Regions from separate parts of the Homo sapiens genome. Here region 1 is linked to region 2. The links are chromatin contacts, found by Hi-C or POLR2A ChIA-PET in ENCODE. All regions are on one chromosome and are shown on one strand. The core of a region is the stretch at or near the end of the contact, and the rest is flanking DNA. Distances in the headings are between cores, read along the strand shown.

Region 1 (2,700 bases), core at 18-2,517, 420 kb after region 2:
TTTTTTACCGTTAAGAACTTATGTGTAACGTAAGAAAATATTTATCGGTAGCATATAAATTCATTGTCAGGAATGGTGGTGATGCCAACCAACCAGACTATCCACATGGGTGCCTGAGATAGTGACGCCTTTGCTTTCTGATGGTTCAGTGTAGATAAACTTTGTTTCATGCACACAATTATTGAAAATATTGTATAAAATTACCTTCGGGCTATGTATATACAGCATATATGAAACATAAACGAACTTCAGGTTTAGACTTAGGTCCCCTCCCCAAGATAGCTCATTTTTTATGTGCAAATACTCCCAAATCCAAAAATATCTGAAACAAAACATACTTTGGTCCAAAGCAAAGGAAGGTATGGAGAACTTAGATAACTTCTCCAAACTTCCTTGCTGGAAGTCCACCACTGATCTGTCTGATCAGAGTGAGCCAGTGCTCTGTGCCCCACCCTTCCTCACTCCTCACCCGCACTATCCTTAGGGAGGCCAGCAGCCTTGAACCTGAAGGAAGACCACTAAAAGAAGTATGGCCCATAGGTGAGTGAGAGGCAGGCTTAAGGAGCAGCTGGCTACCTCTGAGTCAGCCCTGTAGACAGGGTGGCCGTGCACTGTGGTCGTGACCAGGTGCTGCAGGCTCACCTCCCTCACCTTGTTGGCTTCAGCTGGGGGCACCAGCAAACACCCGACCACAGCCACCAAAGATAAGAGCTTCATGCTTATCAGGCTTGCTGGGCCAGCAAAGCCGGACACCTGGAAAAAGAGATACGGAGTCGGAGAAGGGGAAGGTGGCCACACCGCAGCCAGCACGCTAGGCCCTTAACCATCCGGCCAAGTGGGAATGGGGTTGGGGGCTGGGCTCCAGGATTCCAAGGCCTGCTAAACCTGGTCGCCAAACCCTGCTTCCCTCCCGCCCAACTCTCCGGCTCTCCGCCAGCCACCTGGTGAGCCCGGCAGAGGGGTCCTCGAGGGGACACCGCTGCCAGGGGCCTCCAGTTCCTTCTCAAGGCCCGGCTCTGACCCGCGCATCACGTCCCACCGCCCTCCGCCATCTCCGCCTCTGCCCGCCCCGCAGCTCCTCCCCGCTCGGGCCCGACGGGAACTTTTGGGTGCGAGTCTGGGACCCCTGCTCCGACGGCGAAGGCCGGTGCCCACCACGCCCAGAGGTCTTAAGCCGGACTGGGACCCCCAATAGCCCCGCGACCCCCGTCCCCTCCCCCAATGCCGCGTCCACGAACCTACAAGCCCGCTGCAGCCGCAAAAGACCCAGTTGTCCCCGCCCTCTCCTAGCTTCTATTGGTTGCCAGAGCAGCCCCTTAACCCGACCGCGCTGTCGCCATGGCAACAAGACCCGCCTTCACCTGGGCGGGGAGACTCTTGCGCAAGGGAGAGGCGGGCATTTCTCAAACCCGACCAAACCAGAAAAGGGAACGTCAGCCTTCCAAACTCCTGGGGAAGGGTCTTGCCTTTGTGTGGCCTGAGAACTCCCACTGCGGTGCTTCTCCCTTCCTTGTATTATAAAACTCAGCTTGTTTCATCTTGCTGTTTTAGAAAGAAAGCGCTTTATACACTGTAAGCTAGTAACGTCAACAAAAACGATACGAGATTGAAGGGCTTTGTCCTCATTCAAAATCTGGAAATGTTATTTAGGGATCCACGTCTTTGCTGCAGAAGACTTTCTGCGCGGCAACGTCTCTACCCCTACACACACCTCTGAGAAGGAGAAATCTAGGGTTGGCGATGGGTGGTGTGGGCTGGGCCTGTGAAGAGTGTGCACAACAGCGTCCTCAGCCTGATCCCCCTACCCCATGCTGGTGCTGGGCCTGGCAAAATGGGGCAAAGTGTGCATGGCCAGGATGCAGGGGTGAGGGTCCCTGGCTGCTATGTGGCAGATGTGAACTTCTTGCCAGCTGTGAAGGAAAGGGGAGTCATATGAATTCAGGGCACCAGACCCGGAGTGAGGACACCGGGGCTTTGGCCCTGGCGCTCCCCCTAAGCAGCTGTGTTAGCCTGGAAAAGATACCTCCCTTCTCTGGGCCTCAGCTTCCCTTACTTCCCTTATCTGTAAAATGATTCGGTTGGATTCTAAGATCCCCTTCAGCTTTGATATGTTGGGATTCCTTAGGGGTGGGTGGGAGGGGTATCAATATGGCCCAAACTTGAGGTTGGTGGCTGGATTAGCATAGGGGCTGGGTCCAGGTGGAATCAAGCCCCTCGCAGGCCCTGTGAACTGAGGTGGGCACTTATCTGGAGGCCACTGAGTTTGTGTTCCTCTCTCCTATGCTTATGTCTTATTCCTCTTTATATCCTTGCCACCTGGCAGAGTGACCTGTGTTTGGTAGGTGCTCAGGAAGTGTTTGCTAAACTGAATTCTATAGAATTAAATTAAATCTAGTTGGCAGGGGGCAGGGGCAGGAGGCCTGCAGTGTGATGCAAAGGTCAGGGGCTTTGGAGCTAGAGTGACCAGGGCAGGAATCCTGGTTCCTCCCTTCCTAGTTGTGTGAATTTGGGTGGTTTCCTTTAGGACACCGCCTTTGGATCTTTGGAAGTCTTTGGAATCCTTTCAGAAGTCTCGGTTTCCATGCCCATAAAATGGGATTAATATTACCAAATTTTCAAGGTGGTTGTAGGGATATAATGAGTTTACATATGCAAAGCACCTAGAACAGCATCTGACACAAAGAGGGAGGCTCTATAAAT
Region 2 (2,700 bases), core at 193-2,692:
CACATCTGTAATCCCAGCGCTTTGGAAGGCTGAGGTTGGCGGATCACCTGAGGTCAGGAGTTCGAGAGCAGCCTGGTCAACATGGTGAAACCCCATCTCTACTAAATACACAAAAAATCAGCTGGGCGTGGTGGTGCGCGCCTGTAGTCCCAGCTACTCAGGAGGCTGAGGCAGGAGAATCGCTTGAGCCCTAAAGGTGGAGATTGCACTGAGCTGAGATCTTGCCACCACTCTCCAGCCTGGGCGACTTAACAAGACTCCGTCTCAATAATAATAATAATAACAACAACAATCACTTAAAAATAAAATTAGATAATGTATTAAAATGAGACGTGAGGAGCTAGTGATTTAAGTAAGCTCAGTATGTGTTAACTTTGATAATATTCACATGTAGTCCATTAATTGAGCAATTATACTATGGGGCTGGGCACCGTATAGCTGCTGGAGATATACCCTGTCATCATGTCATCAATGGGAAAAACCGACAAGTAACTGATTATTGCCACACGATGTGACAGATGCTACGACAGAAATAAGAACAGGGTGCTCCGGGAACAACAGGGGAGGCACCTGTGTGACAGCCCTGACTGGAAAGTTGTCAGCAGCTGTCAGGGAAGGCTTCATGGAGGAAGTGACTACTGTGGAGTTTGAAGGTGCAGTAGGAGTAAGCTGGGTGGACAGAGGAACCACCCTGAGCAAGGAGGTAGAGATCTGAGAAGGCATGCTCATTGAAGAAAATAGAGAGCAGTTCTGACAAAATGAAGCTATAAAGGCCTGTAGATGCCAGATCACAAAGGGCATTAGCTTGTTTTGTGAAAGAATTTATGCTCTTTTCTGAGAGAATGGGGAGGCATTGTTGGACGTGTGCCCTCTCAGAGATAAAATTTAAGTGGAGAGCACTGAGTTAAGAAAATATCTCGATATCATGAAATTAACACAGGTTTGGAGCCCCCACAGATCCTCAATCCTGGTTAAGTTCCATGTATGACCTAATCAACTCCACCTCTCTTTCGTGGACAATCAGCAATGACATCTACCTCTCAGGATTATTGCGAGGGCTAAATGAGATAGTGCAGGTCAAGTTCGCTGCAAAGTGTGTGTCACATAATGAACATTTTAAGTAAATATCAACTCTTTTCGATGAAGCACTGTGTAAGTAGAATACGAAAGCTATTGCCAGGCCTCTCCCTCCTCCCTCCCTTCCTTTTCCTCTCTCAGCAGTGCAGGCAGCAGCAGCCAAAAGCCAGGGACGTGGAGGATGTCCACTGAAGCGAGTACTCCAGAGCGATGATTAAAAGGCAGCCGCCCCGAATCCCGGGCGCGGGCGGGGAGCGAGGCTGGGCATGCTCAGTGGGCCGGAGACGGGAGGGAAGCGGGGAGGGGGCGGGGGCGGGGGCGGGGGTTGGGGGGGGTGGGTCGGAGCCGCGCGAAGGCGCATGCTCAGTCTCCGCATCTGCTCCTTCATCCAGTGCCGCAGCCGGAAAACCGCAGCGGCGGCGGCGGCGGCTGAGGGGGAACGATCCAGCGAGCTGCAGAAAGGGGGGCAGGAAAAAATTACAAGGACATTACTGATAAGACAGGAACTGAGAGCTTGGGATTCGCGGCCTCTCCCCGGCCACCACCTTCGCCGTCAGCAAGGGAGGAAGACCCGGGAGACGGCAGCGGCGACGGCGGCAGGGGAAGGAGGAGACGGCGACGGGAGGGAGCACAGAGGAGGGGACGGGCCGGCGGCGGCCTGTGAGCCGCAGTGATTTTGACGTTTTCCGCTGCTGCGTCTCCGGCGGGCAGGGGCCGGGCTGCGCTGGGTGGGCCAGCTCGCCCCGCGCTTCCCCCTCGTCCTGCTCGTCCCTCCGCCCACCCGGGGCCTGAGGGGTCTCCCCGCTCCGAGGGAAGGGGAGAGGGAGGCGAGGGCGTGCGGGCATCGCGATGGCGGGGACATTTTCCACAACGTGATTGTTGAAGGCTCCCCCCATCCCCCCTCCCTTAAAATTCCGGGCCCTTCCAGCCTCCACCCTCCCCCAAGCCCGTGTGACTAAACCGAGACAAAGGGGAGGCGGCCTCGCTCACACGCGGGCTCGCGGGGCGGGTGGCTCGGAGGGGCGCGGGCACGGGGCGGACCTCGCGCGGACGGACGGACGGAGACGGCGCCGCCACATTCCTATGCCCGGGAGCGGCGGCGGCGGCGGCGGCGGCTCCCGCGGGAGGCGGCAGGCGCGCGGCGCGGACAGCTGAGCTTCTCCTCCGTCGGCGCCCGGGCGGACATCGCCCGGGCCCCGATGGTTTGAGCTTGCTTCTCCCTCCCTCCCGACCCCCGTGGTGGCGAGGCCACGCCATGTGAAGGTTAGGGCCGGGACATCCCGAGGAGCCGCGGTGAAAGATGGGGGATGCTGCAGACCCCAGGGAGATGAGAAAGACGTTCATTGTTCCAGCCATCAAGCCTTTTGACCACTATGATTTCTCCAGGGCCAAAATCGCCTGCAATCTGGCCTGGCTGGTGGCCAAAGCCTTTGGGACAGGTTAGTGGTGTCACCCTTTCCCTCCCCTCTTCCTCCTGATGTGGTCCACATCTCGGTTTTTGTTCCCGATTCTCGAATCCCTCCCTCCCCGTGCCTGTCTTCTCGTACAGGTTAAGGGAGATGATGGGAGGCTAGGAAGAGAAAGAAAGGAGAAATAAGGAAAGCAGGTTTGGTCTTCAATGAA

The links. A loop is a pair of places that touch in the nucleus more often than their neighbours do. ChIA-PET counts read pairs that join two places held with the same protein, here RNA polymerase II (POLR2A). Pooled maps may share reads with other maps.
Region 1: a map of CD8-positive, alpha-beta T cell shows a loop between it and region 2 (30-fold over the local background). The contact joins the promoter of TMEM9 here to the promoter of CAMSAP2 in region 2. A Hi-C loop is called at or near these places in 3 of 168 maps with a recorded cell type or tissue (CD4-positive, alpha-beta T cell, CD8-positive, alpha-beta T cell and naive thymus-derived CD4-positive, alpha-beta T cell) and 7 of 50 pooled maps. POLR2A ChIA-PET finds 5 or more read pairs at or near these places in 1 of 52 experiments (activated T-cell).

Annotation. Positions count from the first base shown.
Region 1 is chr1:201,153,207-201,155,906 of GRCh38, forward strand. It overlaps TMEM9 (transmembrane protein 9), which reads right to left and starts at 1,268. Exons shown (of 5, transcript NM_001288565.2): 1 at 652-1,268. The coding sequence starts at 717. RefSeq lists an enhancer at 505-654 and a silencer at 1,065-1,344.
Region 2 is chr1:200,737,451-200,740,150 of GRCh38, forward strand. CAMSAP2 (calmodulin regulated spectrin associated protein family member 2) reads left to right here and starts at 1,443. Exons shown (of 17, transcript NM_203459.4): 1 at 1,443-2,516. The coding sequence starts at 2,378. RefSeq lists an enhancer at 1,073-1,152 and silencers at 1,793-2,152, 2,183-2,252.